Regions from separate parts of the Homo sapiens genome. Here all the other regions are linked to region 2. A link is a loop called in an ENCODE intact Hi-C map of the cell type or tissue named here. Cell type or tissue: PC-3. All regions are shown on one strand.

Region 1 (2,500 bases), 150 kb before region 2:
GATATACCATAGCTTGTTTATTCATTCAGATATTGAAGAACATATGGGCTCTTCCCAGCACGTAGCAATTATGAATAGAGCTGATACCAACATTTGTGTAGAGATTTTTGTGCAAGTGTAACTTTTTATTTCTCTAAGGTGAATATTAAGGAATGGGCTTACTGGTTTACAGCAGATTTTGAGATTCCTAACATCCATGTGTTTTCTTCTCATCTTCGCTTTATGTAGAATCTCTTTCTTTATGACTCACAACATGCTTGAGTTAATAGACATTTTTCTTTCATGCCAAGCCCCAGTGTACCCGTTAGCCTGTCTTTATTTTATTTATCTGATAGGAAATTTGGTCAAACTACTTATAAAGGAACCACAATTTGTCAATAGGTCTCTAAGAACCCAAAATGGACAATTGATATTTGGTTAATCTAGCTCCAGTTTACACATCTAACAAGTAATCAAGCTAATGTTCAAACCTAGTCTACCTTCAGAGCACTCACACTTAAGTACAGAACATTGACTTTCTGTTAATAGTGATCATTATCATAGCGAAGCAGATGAACTCAGAAAGATGTATACATTTTAGTAGTTTAAATTTCCTTAGAAAACTATAGATTATACAATTTTGTATATTGATTATATAATTTTGCAGGAAATTTCTACAGTCAATGTGTTCATCTTTTTTCATATGGACTTCAAAGTGAACTCTACCTCAATTTTTCCTTCAGAAGTAATTTACAAGACTATTACTCTTAAATGCTTCAGTAATATCGTGATAATATGATTGATTCAAAAAGGAAAATTAAGATTTTCTTAACTATAAAGGCCATGCTTATTGGTGCACACTGCAAAAATAGCTCTTTTCCCATCTCTATCCTTAAAGACAGTGAAGCTCAAGATCATTGATTAAAAACTCCTTTTGATTAGCAAGTAGTCCCTGGCAAGCATAACTGAGACCTCTTTATCACTGACACTGATTCCACAGTGGCATAACACCCCTAAATATTTAATATCATTACTAAACTTCAGCAGCCTTTTTTTCAAAACATTGTAATAGTGACTTGTGAAAATAAAAAAATAAATATTTCGATGAGGTATGTTTGTTGTGACGAGTCTTGAAAGGAAAAGAAGTAAATGTATATTTTATGTTGCCAAATAAATACTAGGAATATACAAAGAAAAGAACTGCAACTCTCATAGGCTCTTGGAAATTCATTTGTCAGTGTTTGCTTTTCGAAAAGCCTATTTAGAAAATGTTTCATTTATAAGACAGCCATTGATGTTGCAAAAGCATTAGCTGAAAATCTATCCATCCACATAGATCGCTTTCCAAGTGCATTTAAAATAAAATTTGACTTTTACTTGGCTTTTCAGAGCAAGGTTTTATAGTGGAGTAAATCTCTAGTTAGCAGTTTCTACCATTTATTGGGAAAATGATTCATACTTAAAAATATACTCAAAGCAAGGCTCCTTACTGGTCAAGAACAAATAGACCACGGCAGGGCTATCACAGGGCTGCATCAGTGTTTTCTGTCTGACTCATTTTACAAAATCACAAGGTGTAATGGTGAGAAGTAAAATATGGCCTAGTTTTCAGAGGCTTACACAGGAGGGGTGAGCCCATGGATCGAGAGGGGCGCACCTCTCTTCCCTTTCTACTGGCTGTATCTGTGCCTGCCCAGATAAGAAGCCTCCCCAATGGGCCAGCTTTAAGGTTTCTAATCTGTTCAGGAAAGAGTATTAATAAAAATAAAGATTTGCATCAGCTTAATATGTATAAAACAGTTGGGTTAGGCTGAGAGCAAAATTCACTAATTTCATAGATAAAAACTTATAAGTTCAAAAGGATTTAGTACTCTCAAATTAGAATCTACAGAAAATAGCTCACTTTAATATTAGTAATTTTCAACCTTTTTGTCTAGTAGCTGATGAGATAAACTTGCTCCAGTATTATAGATAATCTTGTCCCTTAAAAATGTCCTGGAAAAGGTATGTGGATTGATTACTGAATTACATATGAGGTGAAGATGATTAGAGTTAACTTTGAAAATTATTTAACTACTACTGCATTCTTAGACAGAAATTCTAGCAAAGGTTTCTATACCCACAGTGGTGAATTTGGGATGATTATAACACACTTGAAAATTTATGATTGAGAGGTATTATTTCTTTTTCTAATTTTTAGTATCATTACAGATATTTAATTCCCTCTAGAGACTACCACTAGATTATCATTTAAATTACCCACTGAATTGCATATAGGAAAGCAATAACTAATGTTATTTTTAACACTTAGCATAATTGTTTATATCATTTCAATTCACTTGAATAAGGAAACATTAAAAGTATAATAAACATAGCTTTAGATAGAAGCAATTTCTATATTAAAGTTATGTAACAGAAACATCTGACTTTTACTTGGCCTTAATATATTGTACATTTTCAATAAAAATGATTATTTCCAACTTACAGTTATGAATCACTACCTTTAAGCAATTATCATATC
Region 2 (2,500 bases):
CCTTTCAGGAACATAGATTATATTTCCCAGCCCCCTTACAGTTAGGCTTTGCCATGTGACTAGTTATAACCAATATACTATGACCAAAATTGTCAGCAAAAGTAAAAAAAGAAGACATTTTGTATAGTGGAACTATAAGACTGAACAGCTGTCATCACCCTTGTTTTCTGAGTAATTATGCCTAACAAAGCTATATCTCAATCAAAAGCAACATGTAGCACAAGTGAGTGATCAACTTTCATTCTGTTAAGCCAGAAATTGGTATCAGGAATGCGTTACTACTCTGGATAAACCTAAATTATGTGGCATTGAATAAGGAATTAGATGTAAGGTTGAAAATTGCAATTTGAGAATGCAGGAAGAAAACTGTCATGAAAGGTAAATAGGAGCACAGATTATGAAGCTAACGATCTTGTTCTTTTAGGGAAAAAGAGTAGACAGTTGAATGGTAGTAGACTGTATTTAGCTCTGATACTGGAAAGATTTGAAAGGAATTATAAGAAATGAATGAGCTCAGGAATGAACTGGTCAAATTACAAGCAGAAATAGATGGGAATAGAGAGATATGTGATCCCACCTATGAAGGACAAGCTTGTATCAGATAAACCCATCTAACAAAATCAGCCACAGGTCATCAGAGAGCAGCAGGAAGACAATACTTGAGTGGATGTTATCTGATAGAAAAGAGAAATGGCTTGTGATGAGTCCAATATTCTGCATTGTTTTGCTCTACGTCGGTCAATTTTTCATCAGTGCAAACAAACTGAGAAACTGAATAAAAAGAAACAACCGGGAAGCATGTTACCTTAGCAGAATTTTTACAGTCTTACAGGATTTGGAAGAAAAAAAATGAAGTTCAAGGTACAAAGGAAACTAGGATTAAGGAGTCAAAATTCAGAAAGAATAGAGATGAAGTGGAGACTGATAGCAGCACTTTATCCTTAAGGAGTTTGCTGACTCATAAGTAGAATGGGGCCAAGAGAATGAGAAGTCAAGCAGAAAGCTGATGCTAAGAGGCAGACAGCGCAACGCAACTTTCTGCAGTCTCACAATACTGGTGTTGGTGGGGTTCCCCGAGACCACTCTTGGGCTCAATGAATCACTAGAAAGACTCACAGGACATAAAAGCTGTTGTATTCACGCTTACGGTTTATTACAGAAAAAGGATACACTTTGGGATCAGCAAAGGGAAAAAGGAGTATAGGAGAAATCTGGGAAAAACCAGGAGCATTTTTCAAGTGTTTCCTCTAGTAAAGTCAAACAAGGACTTGGTGCATTCTCCCAGCATCTGTGTGTGACAATATGTTCAAAGTGTTGCCAACCAGGAGAGCAGATCTGAGCTTTGAGTCCAGGGTTTTTATTGCGGATTAGTCACATATATGTGCAGGGCCTGCATGATCGACTATCTACTCAGACTCCAGCCTTCTCACAGCAAAAACAGGCATTCACCATGAATCACACAGGATAAAGTTATCTGGTAACACCGGTCCAGTGTGGCCCAAGGAATCAGGAATACAAAAACAATCTAATCAGGCAGAATATTCCAACAGCTCAAAGGTTGTATCCCAGGGGCTTGGGCAAGGCCCAGTTCTGAAAATCAGCTTTTATCTAGAAGGTACAGGGTTTGAAAAGCTTGGCCTGCTGTTAATCATTTTCTGCATAGTTGGGAAAACAAAGGTTGTGATCGAAATGCCCCCCAAGGATGCTGGACCCAGATAATCATCATAAGTTTTAGCTTATGATTTAGTAGGGGCCTCAGAATGGTTATATAATACGGAGAATGTTTCCCCAAAGGTATGAACATTCTAATCCCTGGAATTTTTGAATTTCTTGGGTTATATGGCAAAGAGATTTTAAGGAGACAGATGGAATTAAGATTGCTAATCCGCTGACCTTGTGATGAGAACATTATGCTGAATTATTTGTTTGAGCCCAAAGTAATCTTGTGATACCCTACCTTGTTTTAACCTGATTGACTCTCACTTAGCTGAGAGAGCCGGACAGACTCCATTTTGGTTTATTCACTTGCAGCCCCTTATCCCCCTCCCTTAAGGACATAACTGGTGCAAGCTGACTCCAAGCACATTCAGGAATCCAATTACTGGTAAGATACTGAGGCAAGCTATATCAGCAGCCCCTGGGAACGCACTTGGTTGATGGTACCCAAAGCCCCTGCATTTATCTCTGTGTGATAGTTTAAGCCCCTGCATCTGGAACTATTTATTTTTTCTGTAACTGTTTCTGTAATCACTTATCTTTTAACTTTTTGCTTGTTCTGCTTCGGTAAAATTGCTTCAGCTAGGCTCCCCCTCCACTTTTTAGACCAAGGTATAAAAAGAAATCTAGCCCCTTCTTCAGGGCCGAGAGAATTTTTTAGTTCTAGCTGTCTCTCGGTCGCCGGCAATAAAGGACTCCTGAAGTAGTCTCGGAGTGTGGTGTTTCTCTATAACTCTCTCGGTTATGACACTTTGGAGGCCCCAGCGAGATCCGCCACCGGGTG
Region 3 (2,500 bases), 120 kb before region 2:
GGATGCAGTTGGAGGTCATTATCCTAAGTAAATTAATGCAGGAACAGAAACCCAAATACCACATGTTCTCACTTATAAGTGAGAGCTAAACATTAGGTACTCAGCGTCATACAGATGGGAACAATAGAAACTGCGGACTAGTAGAGGGGAAAGGGAGGGATAGGAGCAAAGACTGAAAAAACTAACTGCTGGATACTACCCTCAGTAACTGGATGATGGGATCATACCTCAAATCTTTGCATCATGCTGTATACCCAGATAACAAATCTGCCTGTGTACCCACTGAATCTAAAGTAAAAGTTGAAAAAAAGGTTTATTTTGTAATTTGATATATTCAATGTGCTTTTTAAATGTACATCAAATCTTACCATTACCTAAAAGCAACAAATAAAACAAAAAAATACAATCTTACCAGGTATTTCTTGCCAAGAAAAAAAGCTTAGGATAGTAAAATAATAATGGTAATAGTTATAATAAAATAAAATTTATATTTCGTCTTCTTTTATAGTTTGCATTTAATCATCTATCTTTTTAATCAACTTTATTGAGATATACATTGTATATAATAAAATGCACATATTGTTTAGTTTAATAAGTTTTAGCAAATATATACACTCAGGCAACCATGACCAAACTCAAGTTAGAGAATAGTTCTGTAAATCCAGAAGTCCCTCTTCTGCCCCTTTGCAATAAATTTCTACCTCCTTCTCCCCCTAGGTATCCTCTGAGCACTTCACTATCATTATGTGTTTGCTTGTCTTTTTCAGAATATTACATCAAGATACCAGGCAATATCTGGATTTTTAATTCAACATAATATCTCAGAGATTAATTCATGTTGTTGAAGACATTAGTAGTGTATCTATTTCTATTCCTCAATGGCATTATATTGCATATATATATATATGTATACACACACACACACTAGTTTGTCTTTATTTACTCACCTGTTGGATATTTGATTGGATATTTGAATTTCCAGTTTTGGTCTAATGTGAATAAAGCTGCTCAGAGTACTCCTGTACAAGTCTTTTTGTGACATAAGTTTTGATTTTTCTCCATACATAACTAGAAGTGTAACCACTAGATCTTACAGTTAGTGCGTGTTTAACTTTATGAGATACCACCCAACTTGTTTTCAAAGTGTAGCAGTTTACATTCTTACCAGAAATGTCTGAACATTCCAGTGGCTTTATATTCTGGTTGATACTTGATACGGTCAGGCTTTTCAATTTTAGCCATTCAAGTCGGTACACAGTCATATTTCATTGTGATTTTATTTAAAATCTTCCTGATGACTAATAATGTTTCCATGTGATTTTTTGCCATAAAAATATGTGGTGCTTTTTTTCTTTCATTTGAGCCAGAGTCTCTCTCTGTTACCCAGGCTGGAGTGCAGTGGCACTATCATAGTACACTGTAACCTCTAATCCCTGGGCTCTAGTGATCCTCCCACCTCAGCCTCCCAAGTAGCTAGGACCACAGGCACCAGCCTCCACACCTGTTAATTATTTTTAACATTTTTTGTAGAGATGGGATCTCATTATGTTGCCTAGGCTGTTCCTAAACACCTGGCCTCAAGCGATCCTCCCTTCTTAGCCTCCCAGTCCTCTGGGATGTGAGCCACTGCATCCTGCCTTGTTCTTCTATAGTGTTCAAATCATTTGTCCATCTTTCCAATGGGGTGGTTTGTTATCTTAAATTTTATAGGTATTTTGCATTATTTAGTCAGACATATGTATTTTAAATATTTTATCTCAATGTGTGGCTTACCTTTTCAATTTGTATGGAATTCAACTTATTTCTCTCATTATTTGTGCTTTTTATGCCCTTAAAATTTTGTCTTACCCCAAAGTGGCAAACATTTTCTCTGTTTTATTGTCATAGCTTTTACATTTAAAGCTATGATCCATTTTAAGTTAATATTTGTGCATGGTGTGAGGTACAGGTAAAGATCTATTTTTCTAAATGGAAATATAATTGTTTTAATACTATCTGTTGAAAAGACAGTTGTTTCTCTATTGTTTACCTTCAAGCCTTTGTCAAAGTTAATTGACCACATATTTCCAGACTCTCCTTTCTGTTCTATTGATAATATGTCTATATTTATGCCATTAGTACACTGTCTTTCTTACTCAAGAATAAGTCATAAAATCAGTAGCATAAGTGCTACAACTTTATTACTTTTTCAAAATTTCATTTTCTATTCTAGGCCCTTTATACTTCCTTATACATGTTAGAATTTGCTTGAACCTGTGTGGATCAGTCAAAGATTTGAGGAAAGTTTATATACAGATGTAGGAGCTTACTTGCTGTGTAATTCCTTTGTTACTGGAATCTCCACTAAATTTCTAACTGCTCTGGTAGTCCTGAACTCTGTCTTCTGCCATGTCAGGCCACTAAGTCTTCAGCTTTCTGTCACCCGAGGTATATATGGTTGAGCCTTGCACTGTCACTCAGGCAGTGCACTTGCGAGTTCTGTCTTTCAAGGGTAGATTCC

The links. Peaks named below come from ENCODE experiments on the same cell type or tissue, not always from the same donor. Only the 100,000 strongest peaks of a DNase experiment are listed, where the experiment ranks them.
Region 1: it touches region 2 in a loop (4-fold over the local background); 2 of 110 quality-filtered maps call a loop at or near these places.
Region 3: a loop joins it to region 2, with 4 times the contacts of the local background. A loop is called at or near these places in 2 of 110 quality-filtered maps.

Annotation. Positions count from the first base shown.
Region 1 is chr10:53,101,635-53,104,134 of GRCh38, reverse strand. No RefSeq gene overlaps it. Among named protein-coding and RNA genes, the nearest start is that of LINC02672, 73 kb to the right of the region's middle. In PC-3, no CTCF peak of the experiment used is centred here; a DNase peak (open chromatin) is centred at 1,494.
Region 2 is chr10:52,955,555-52,958,054 of GRCh38, reverse strand. It overlaps LOC105378308 (a long non-coding RNA gene), which reads left to right. Exons shown (of 4, transcript XR_945968.3): 2 at 2,032-2,104; 3 at 2,323-2,500. Among named protein-coding and RNA genes, the nearest start is that of LINC02672, 73 kb to the left of the region's middle. In PC-3, no CTCF peak of the experiment used is centred here; DNase peaks (open chromatin) are centred at 984 and 1,394; H3K4me3 peaks cover 292 bases; H3K27ac peaks cover 1,642 bases.
Region 3 is chr10:53,078,201-53,080,700 of GRCh38, reverse strand. No RefSeq gene overlaps it. Among named protein-coding and RNA genes, the nearest start is that of LINC02672, 49 kb to the right of the region's middle. In PC-3, no CTCF peak of the experiment used is centred here; a DNase peak (open chromatin) is centred at 1,200; H3K27ac peaks cover 359 bases.